Linked DNA regions of Homo sapiens: region 2 is linked to region 1. A link is a loop called in an ENCODE intact Hi-C map of the cell type or tissue named here. Cell type or tissue: GM12878. All regions are shown on one strand. Each heading gives the region's core, and the rest is flanking DNA. Links, peaks and the distances in the headings are about the cores only.

What was found. A loop is a pair of places that touch in the nucleus more often than their neighbours do. Peaks named below come from ENCODE experiments on the same cell type or tissue, not always from the same donor. Only the 100,000 strongest peaks of a DNase experiment are listed, where the experiment ranks them.
Region 2: a loop joins it to region 1, with 2.9 times the contacts of the local background. A loop is called at or near these places in 2 of 110 quality-filtered maps.

The regions. Positions count from the first base shown.
Region 1 is chr11:73,070,162-73,075,547 of GRCh38, forward strand. All of the region lies in intron 3 of FCHSD2 (FCH and double SH3 domains 2), which reads right to left. Among named protein-coding and RNA genes, the nearest start is that of FCHSD2, 69 kb to the right of the region's middle. In GM12878, for the core only: no CTCF peak of the experiment used is centred there; DNase peaks (open chromatin) are centred at 705 and 3,030; H3K4me3 peaks cover 2,071 bases; H3K27ac peaks cover 3,118 bases.
Region 2 is chr11:72,967,859-72,973,244 of GRCh38, forward strand. All of the region lies in intron 8 of FCHSD2 (FCH and double SH3 domains 2), which reads right to left. Among named protein-coding and RNA genes, the nearest start is that of ATG16L2, 160 kb to the left of the region's middle. In GM12878, for the core only: no CTCF peak of the experiment used is centred there; a DNase peak (open chromatin) is centred at 2,273; H3K4me3 peaks cover 739 bases; H3K27ac peaks cover 2,743 bases.

The DNA of each region.
Region 1 (5,386 bases), core at 109-5,108:
TATAATGGTCTATTAATGACATGGAAAGCAATCTCCAGAACAATATCCCTATAAGTGTAGTCTATTTCATAAGGCTATTTCTAACAAGCCTCTTATATGGCATAGGCCCTGTCTGCTCCTCAGCTTCATCTCATACCACTCTGTTTTACTGATAACATTCCAGCACTAAACAGCCTATATATCCCAACCTTCTCTTGACATCCCTAGAACCTAGCATCACGCCAGTCGTAAAGTAGATACTTGATAAATGTCAGGGTTTTTTATTTTTATTTTTATTTTTGAGATACAGTCTCGTTCTGTCGCCCAGGCTGGAGTGCAGTGGCACGACCTTGGCTCACTGCAACCTCCACCTCCCGGGTTCAAGCGATTCTCCTGCCTCAGCCTCCTGAGTAGCTGGTATTACAGGCGCCTGCCACCATGTCTGGCTAATTTTTTTGTATTTTTAGTAGAGATGGGGTTTCACCATGCTGGCCAGGCTGGTCTCGAACTCCTGGCCTCAAGTGATCTGCCCACCTTGGCCTCCCAAAGTGCTGGTATTACAGGCGTGAGCCACCATACCCGGCCTAAATGTCAAATTAAAAAAAAAAAAGAAATTGAACAAGTTATTAAGTGAATGGTGACCTTAGAGCGTCACCATTCACTTAATAACTAACCAACACCTCAGTGGTTAGTTAAGTGAGGTTTAAGCATACCTCAGTAAAAGCAGTCTGCTGGAAGTGAAATAATGTGGTCTGAAAACTAAGAATTTAGTTTGATTCAGAAGTAAAACCTAGAACAATTAAAGCAGAAGTTGCAAACTGGCATCCTTCAGATGGGAAGGGCCTTTACACATGTTTTATTTGTCCAATTCCACAAGCAATTGGAAACATTAAACAAAATCTTTTAAGGAGAAAAATGTTTTCCATAAATGCCTCCTACAATATTACTAAAAGATGGTCTACCAATTATTTTACAAGAACACTTTTGGAAGACACAGTCTCTTCCATTCTGGAGCTGCTCTAACTAGCTAATACCTTCTGTCATCCTGATCTCTCTACTCCCTCTTCCTAGTTTTGCACTTCAGAGTTACAAAAACTAGTCAAATTCAATTCACGTGCATACACATGAAATCTATAATGGAGGCTGTTGAAAATAATGCAGCTTCTTTGACCATTTTCCCAAAAAGCATGATTTCCAACCCCACCACCAACTTTGGTCATCTTTTGGATGCACCTCAGACTGCCAATGTCTCTCTTAAAATGTGTCCAGGACTGGGCGCAGTGGCTCACGCCTGTAATCCCAGCACCTTGAGAGGTCGAGGCGGGCAGATCACGAGGTCAGGAGATTGAGACCATCCTGGCCAACATGGTGAAACCCTGTTTCTACTAAAAATACAAAAAAAAAAAAAAAATTAGCTGGGCATGGTGGTGTGTGCCCGTAGTCCCAACTACTCGGGGGGCTGAGGCAGGAGAATCGCTTGAACCTGAGAGGCAGAGGCTGCAGTGAGCCGAGATCATGTCACTGCACTCCAGCCTGGCGACAGAATGAGACTCCATCTCAACAAAAAGACAAAAAAAAGTGTCCAGTAGTAGATTATTTGAAGGGAGGGAAATGGACAGAGTGAAACACAGGTTTCTTGTCTTGGTGTCCACAATTATAAAATGGGAATAACAGTAACTACTGTATCCCTCAAAGGTTATAGGGAAAACATAAATGAGTTAATCTATGTAAAGTGCTTAGAACAGTGCCTGACACATGATCTTAATATATGTTCTTTAACCCAAAATACAGAGAAAGAGTCCACAGCATAAACTGATATAGAGAGGTTAAGACAGAGGTGCCTATAAAAAATCTTATTTTTTGATCAGCGGTCAGGGCAGGGGACTCAAACTCAACCAGTGGGACCAGGTAAACAACAAATGAGTGAAGACATACGCAGACCACTATGTCCTGTATAAAAGGAGCCAAAATAAAAACGGGCATGTTCACACACAAAAGGTTCAAAATCACAGATCTAGTATGAATTCTCCCCTCTCTCCACTCTGTTTTATCCTGGCCTAACCACTAAATTAATTAATAGAAACAGAAGGTTTGGGGAGGAAAATAATGGGGATCAGCATCAACAATGATTTCCTCTCAACACCTTTACGAGATGTGCTACCGAATAGCCATGAAAAAGTGAAACTTACTAGCAAATCTATGTCCCCAAGAGTACTAACATTTAATTATAGCCACCATTTCTTTAATGAAGTTTAAAAACTTAATTAAATTTTTAATGAAGTTTTTTAAAACTTCCTTTAATGAAGTTTTTAAAAACTTAAAAATCAAACTGTACCAACTATTTCAGGAGAGGACTCCATCTGCTCTTCCTTCTATATGAATTTCTAAACACTGTTATAAGATAAGGAAAAATGAAATAAAAATAAACAGTAAGATTTTAAAAAGTAATTTACAAAACAGGACACAGAAAATAATACTCAATTTTGCCCTGGTGGACGTCCTATTGTGATAGTTATCCTGTCTCCTTATTTGTTCTATAGGACAAGATTGGCAGAAAGAAAAGCTCCAAATATATTCACCATTAATCTCTAATAGCATTAGACAGAAAAGTAACCACACACCGCTAAATTAAGCTACATTTTTAAGTTTCTATGCAGATGAAATTCACCAAAAAAGAACCCCCACCACATGCACATAACACTAACTTCTTGTATAGTATGCCCAAGTCTTCATAATTTTATTTCTTAAAAGAGTAAAAATAGCAAAAAATTTTAGGTGCAACAGTATAAATACCACAGGGTATTTGCCAACATGTCTGTGTTTACTCTGTGTTTGTCTTTAAGCAAGGAGCCGCCCTTAAAGTCCACAATGTTTTCCTGCTCCTTCTCTCCAGCCACAGTAACCTTCTGTATCCTTCCTTCACTAGCAGCATTCTGCCAAAGACTACAGGAAGTACTTTAATACACAGCACTTGCCTGTAGCAATTTCAGTTTGAGTACTGCAAATGATTTTACCAACACCTCAGTGGTTAGCTAATTGCAGTCAGAAGCTAGACTTGATTGTTCCCTAATATTTAATGTTGCTCAGTTATTCTTACATGACTTCTGTTTTCACAGATACATTTGTCATTTGTAGAAACAGATATGCAATACATCTGTTACTTCTGGAGAATTACAAAGTGAACTTCACAAACCATACTTAAAAATAAAACATTAATACTCTTGTAGGAAACTGAAACTACCAAGCAACTTGAAAAAGTTCACTGCTTGAATTCCTCCAATTATATAAGCAAGGTTTTGCAATATTATTTTCTTTCTTTCTTCTAACATCGCCCTAAAGAGGTAATACAAGTTTACTTTGCATGTGCTTGAGATAAAATTTTCCAAATTGCTGTCATACGATCAATCCCACTTGAATTAATTTCCTTCACAATATTTTTCTTTTAGGATGGCTCACCTGTATGCTCTGTAAACCTCACAAACGCTCAATCTTTTTAGTCAATCAATCCTTTGCACAGAGGATAACAATATACATTCCTCGTAATAATTCTATAAAATTATTCTTTTTCTATAAAAGTCATTCTTTTCCAGTTGGCCATAATGCCATATAAGTGGCTTTGAAGAGAAAGAAGTTAATATATTTAACTGGAAGACCACATAAAATCAAATAATAAAAACTGTACATGTGCAAGGATTTTTTTTTCTTTTTTGAGCATTGCTGTAATCACAGTACCTAGAAGACTTGTTAAGATATCAGTTCCCCCTAAATTGACTTAAAGATTCAAACCAAGTCCAATCAAAATATCAGGCAGCATATGGGAGAAATTAACAAACTGATTCTAAAATTTATAAGAAAATATAAAGGGCAATAATAGTATAAGATCTTAAACGAACAGATATCAAGATTTATTGTTATAAAGACAAAGTACTTAAAACAGTGTGATATCGGGAAAAAAATATTTCAAAGATAGGTCAGTTGACTAGAATAAAAAGTCCAGAAACAGACTTACATACACAGTTAACTAATGTGCCACAAAATATCACTTCAATACAGTGCTGGAGTGCAGTCAGGGGGAATAAACTTTTCAATCCATATAGAAAAATAAACTTTTCTATATGGATTTTCAGTTGAGGAAGCACAAAATATGCTTGCAAGACTACATAATATCATAGAATAAAACTCTGTATGTGCAAGGACTTATGTGTGCAAGTATAAAATATGTGCAAGCATATGTGCAAGCATAAAATATGCTTCAACTGAATATCCACATAGAAAATGAAATCCTCACCCCAATACAATATCACATACGAAAATTTACTTCAGAAAGACCATAGAACTAAATGTGAAATATTAAACAATAAAAATTCCAGAACATTGCATAACACACCTCAAGGTGGACTTTAGGATAGCAATATACCCTTAAGTAGGACATAAAGAGAGCACTGAATATAAAAGAAAAAAAATATATTTCCTTAAAATTAAAAACTTGTTTTCATCAAAAGAAACCATTAACAGATAAAAAGCTATCAAACAAAACATTTCCACATGAGATTACAGAGATATCTGTAATACATACATCTGACAAAGGAGTCAAATTTGGAACGTATAAAGAGATAGTAAAACTGGCCAGGCACAGTGGCTCATGCCTGTAATCCCAGCACTTTGGGAGGCTGAGGTAGGAGGATCACTTGAGCTCAGGAGTTCGAGGCTGTAGTGAACTAGGATCACGCCACTGCACTCCAGCCTAGGCGACAGAGTGAGACCCTGTCCCAAGGATGGACGGACAGACAGTGGGGAGGGAGGGAGGCAGGGAAAGAAAGACCATAAATCAATAAGAGAAAAGCCAACAAGAGACTTTAACAGGCACTTAATAACACAAAATATTTAGATGCCCAATCAAGATATGAAAAGTTCCTCTAATTCATTAATCATCAGGAAAGTGCAAATCAAACCCACAATTCTTTACCATCATATATTCACCAGAAAGGCTAAAATGAAAACCACAGACAAAACCAAGTATAGGTGAGGATTTAAAGCAATAACAACTCTCATTCACTGCTCACAGGATTGTAAATTGCAATAATCACCTGAGAAAACCATTTCATGATATTTCCTAAAGCTGAACAACACATAACCTATGACACAACAATTCCATTCCTTAGGTAAATACCCAATAGAACACATTCATATAGTCACCAAAAGATACATATAAGAATGTTCACAGTGGCACCATTCATAATGATTGATTATAGCCACTACAATTGTTATTATCAGAAACAACAGACAATGACAGGTATTTGCTAGGACATTACTAGAACTAGAACCTTCATGCATTGCAAAACGAGAATGCAAACACAATGCAAAGCAGAAATGCAAAATGATACAGTCAATTTGGAAAACAGTTTGA
Region 2 (5,386 bases), core at 259-5,258, 100 kb before region 1:
AGGCGGGCGGATCACGAGGTCAGGAGATTGAGACCATCCTGGCTAACGCGGTGAATCCCCATCTCTACTAACAATACAAAAAATTAGCCGGGTATGGTGGCGGGCACCTGTAGTCCCAGCTACTCAGGAGGCTGAGGCAGGAGAACGGCGTGAACCTGGGAGGTGGAGCTTGCAGTGAGCCGAGATCGCACCACTGCACTCCAGCCTGGGCAACAGAGCAAGACTCTGTCTCAAAAAAAAAAAAAAAGAAGTGGGCAGAGAACAGAGCATATAAGGCCTTTGGAATTATCTTGAGGTTTTCCAATTTTATCCTAAGGGCGATAAGAAGCCACTGAAGGTTTTATGTAGGGTACAATGTAGATGCTCCAAAATTACTTTCTGAACAAATGAAAATAATTACAGATAAATAACACTGGTACTCTGTCCTTAAGACTGATAGATCTTTGCCTTTTAATTTGAAACTATAATTTATCATTCTGTTTCCTAGAAAATACCTTCAGGTTGACCTAAGCTTTTGTTCAGAAACGGTTACTCCTCTCCAGAGGCTATTTTTCAGATGTGCTATCTTACCTGTAGTTATGTCTTGATGTCTCATTGAAAGATAATCCATGAGGACTAACCAGGGCTGGGATTCCAATACATAGGATCAGAATAACTGTGGCACATGTATCTTAATGGAGAGCCCTGAAGAGGAACTCTTCTTGCCAAATAATACATATTTCCAATTATGCTGACAGATGATAAATTACAATATCCATAAATGGGGGGTTATTCTGATTTCCAAAATGATAGTGCTGGCATGGAATTTCAGAAGCCCTGCAAACTTTCTCTGTTCTTGGCAGGGTTAAAGGCTATAAACTATATACCCCATGAGCATAAGGCCTGCTTACAGAAGTCAGGATGCTCTGACCAGTCATCCTCACTCCAGAGACCAGCAGTGCTTCTGTGTACCCAAGGTTCATCCTTTGACCAACACTTCTCCTTGGTGCTTTAATGGTTTTATTATAGTAACATTAAAAGATATTTCTATAAATTGGTAAACAAAACAAAAATAAAACCCAGTTATCCTTTCCTTCAAAACTGATAGGTAATAATATTAAGGCTTTGTCCAGTGATTCATCTTATATGAAAAACATGGTTTTAATGATATACACACATATATACATATGCTACTACCTTTCATATAGATTTTCTTTGAAATCAATTTAAAATAGTATACCTGGGGTATCACTTAGGTGGCTGGTCTTCTCAGACTCCAGATGTCTCCTCCTCATTGTCAGCACTAAGTTAATACTTGAACTGTCCAGTGTAGCCATGTCAAAATCAGTGTTAACAGTCTACCTACTCCCTTCAAAAACCTTATGAGAGACGGAGCTGCATTCCAATGTTTATTATCTTCACCTACAGACTTTCTCCCTCTTGGATCATGTTAGAATGGTTTCATTTAATTTAATTTGGCTTTAAGTTATTTATATCAGGAATAAAAATCGGATTAGAACTGTGCAGAAAAGCTAGTTGGCATTTAGGTTTTGCCACCTCAGTTAATTTTTTAGAGTATGTGTCTGAGAAAGAAAGAGAAAAACACTGAGAGGGACAGAGACAAAAAGATGAATCTTTGTCTTAATTTTTTGAGGGTAGAGAGTATTTGTCCCATTTCCTTACTTCTTTGTGTGCCTTGCACAAAGTGGAACTTTAGGCAAAATTATCCTCCTTTAAGACACCACAGAATACAAGAAGCATCGAAGATATAAAAAACATTAAAAGACTAGAAAAAAGCCCAAATGTTAGAATCAATGAAATACGGTATGTTTTGACTAGTTAATTTAATAAGAAAACAAATAAAATGGCTTAACATGCAATTAAGTCAGAAATTATAAAGCCATGTCTGAAAATAGAGTTCAGCAAACTCCACACTATGTTATTTGTGATAAAGAAGCAAAATTCTTAGGCTTAAGTGATTTATTGGATGAAGTTTAAACACACACATTGGTTATGCTAGGTACAACACGACCAAATACACACAAGTGAGACCTGACCCTCATTATTACAGGAATAGGGGACTGGGCTCAGAAAAAGACTTGTCTGTGGCCAGGGACTATTTTAATCTGTGACTAAGCACCTCAGTGATGGAATATCATCTTTATTGTATTTTGTGACATGATTACATCAGCCTGAGAACCACAATCAACAGTCATCAGAATACCAGTAAAATGAACCCAACTTGCTGTTTCAAAGTGGTTTGAAAAAGAAAACTAGAGGGAGGTACTTGATAAATGACTGATAAAGCAAGAAAACTCACTAAAGCCACAAATGGCTAAGAATGTTGAACAGATAATACATATACCACTTCCTTTCTTAACCCCAAAATTAATGCTAACAGTGCTCACCACCTCAAGTTTTTAACCAACAATAAATATTACAGAATCTAAGAACACTACCAAAACCTAACAGTCTACAATCCAGTGAGTAAAAATACTTACAATTCTAATGTATGAAAATTGTCTTTTATCTAAAAGCCCTACAATAAAAGGTAATGGAAAAATATCATGTGTTATAGAAAACTGCATTTAAAACTAAGATAACAAATAATCATGTGTTCACATTTTAACCTGGTTGGTTTTAAAAAATCAAAGCTACTTTAGTGGCATTTTAGAATTCTTTCCTCAAGGTCAAATTTTTTTCAACCTCACTTAAAAACTATTGCTAGCACTCTCATGGCTCTCTCCAAGATTAATGGAGCCACTGGTTTCTTCTGTGCATTACTTTCACTCCCCTTTTCATAAAAGTCCATCCCTGTGAAATGCCACTGTCTGCTGCCACAGCCTGCCGACATCCCACTCACATACAAAGCCTGGTGAGATGCGAATTCTTCTATGAAGAAAAGACTTCCATGAAGAAAGGCCGCTGAACCTCTCCTTTCTCACTCATTTAACACCAATTTTGGGGTTAGGTATACAAAATGGGACAAAACATACCCCTAACCCCCACTGCCCTCATATTTGCCTTTGGAACCCAACCACAACATTGTGAGAAAGGCAATACCAAGAAGCCAAGTGCAGAAGCTCCAGCTGACAGCCTCGGGAAGGTCTGAGTCAATAGGCAGCATTAATGAGAAACGTGAGATAGCAAGCCCTCAGAATTCAACCTTCACATTTGAGTTTCTCTAGCTGATGTGAGTGGTACGGAGATAAGTTATCCCTACTGACCCCCCTGCCCAAAGTATAGACTTGAAGGCAAACTAAATGCTGTTGTTTTAAGCCACTGAGCCTTACAGTCATTTGTCATGCAGAGTAACACTATAAGTAACTGGAACAGGTCAAAATATAAAAATCAATCATATGTTTATATATTAATAAAAAGAACTGAAAGGAAAAATTAAAACCTAAATGTTACAGTAACATTGAGAAATATGAAATGCTTAGGAATAAATTTAACAAAATACGTGAAGACTGCTGAAGTAGACAGAACTATAAAATGATCCCAGTGACCCTTGCCCTTGTATAATCCCCTTTCCTTTGAGTGTCAGTAGAACATAATCACTCTTGTGATTATGCTACGTTAAATGGCAAAAGGGAGATTATCTGCGATTACCTAATCACATGAATCTTTAAAAGCAGAGTTTTCTCTAGCTAGTAGCAAAAAAGTCAGAAATTCAAAACATGAACAGGACTGGACACACTACTGCTGGCTTGGTAATGGAGAATTATGTACAAAGGACCTGAGAGCACCTCTAGGAGCTGAGAATGACCCCAGCCTACAGCCAGCAAGAAAACAGAGTTAAGTCCTACAACCAGAAGGAACTGGGTTTTGCCAACAACCTGAATGACCCTGGAAGGAGATTCTTCCCCAGAATCTCCAGATAAGAATGCAGCCAAGGTGACATTTGGATTTTGGCCTTGTGAAACCCTAAGCAGAGAACCTGGCTAAGCCTACTTGGACTTCTGACCTACAGAACTGTGAGATAATAAATGGAGGTAGTTTAAAACGTCTAAGTTTGTGGTGATTTGTTACATAGCAACGGAAATCAAATATAACTGCAAAGGAACGAGAGATAAAAGTTTGGGAGGATAGAAATATTCTAGATATTGATTGCAATTATGATAGTGACAATATGGTTATACATATTTGTCAAAACTCAACCAACCCTATTTTAAAATAGATGCATCTTATTGTATATTAATTGTACCTCAATAAAATTGATTTAAAAAGAGTTAATCTCTTTAAAATTTTCTTCTTATGCCTCTTGTCACCCTATACAATACTCTCGTTAATAGTTTTATGTATTCTCTGCTTCAGTACCCCTCATCTATTGTTGATTCTCCAGCCCAAGACATTAAATTAAACTCTGAAATGAGAATATTCAATTACCTGTTAGACCTGTCCACTGAAGGATGTGAACTGATTACCATGTTTTGATTTATATTTTTATGAGTTTACCTCAAAAAACTCTAAAATTAAGATCATCTAGGTAAAGCTTAGACCTCTATAAGAAATTTGGTAGTTGGAAAATCCTGTCTTAGAACATTTCTTTCCAAACTATATTTCAAGGTGCCCTAGTATTCAGCCTGATGCCTTAGGAACCATGGGAAAGTAGAGGATGTCACAGGCAGGTATAGGGAGTGGGGAAAACACACAAAGAGGAAACAGGCTCACAAACTTTAACCAAATAACTTCCCTTTTATCTGCTTTATATATAAAGATTCCATGTAGGAGTTTGTTTTAAAAAGTTGTTCAACTGCTAAAAATATTTCGAAATAATTACTTTAGAAGTTTGGTAAAGACTTACAAGAAGCATCCTAATTTTATCTTTCTGAGTCACAGGGAACCAATCATAAAATAACCAATGTAGCAGGGAAAGAATCTATTACCCCATATTCCATAAGCCCCTTGTGGGCGGCACCAGAGAATAACCTTGTTTCTGGCTCAATGACAGTATGGATCACATCCAATTCATCTCTGTATCACCAAGTGCCTATCACCTAGTACAAACTCAAATGCTTCCCGAGCTTCAAATGATATGCAAACAATGCTGAAAGGTACAATAAAAGGATTGTAAGCTGGCACTCTTTTGTACAGCTTCTAATGCATACCACTTCTAGGTATATTCCCTTAAGAATCTCTAGCACAAGTGAGCCAGGGAGAATGTACAAGACTGTTGATAACAGCACTGTTTGTAACAGTAAAACAATAAACAACTAAAATTTCCATTAAGAAAATGGGTAAGTTATGGCCGGGCGCGGTGGCTCATGCCTATAATCCCAGCACCTTGGAGGCCAAGGCAGGCGGATCACCTGAGGTCAGGAGTTCAAGACCAGCCTGACCAACATGGAGAAACCCCGTCTCTACTAAAAATACAAAATTAGCTGGGTGTGGTGGCATGTGCCTG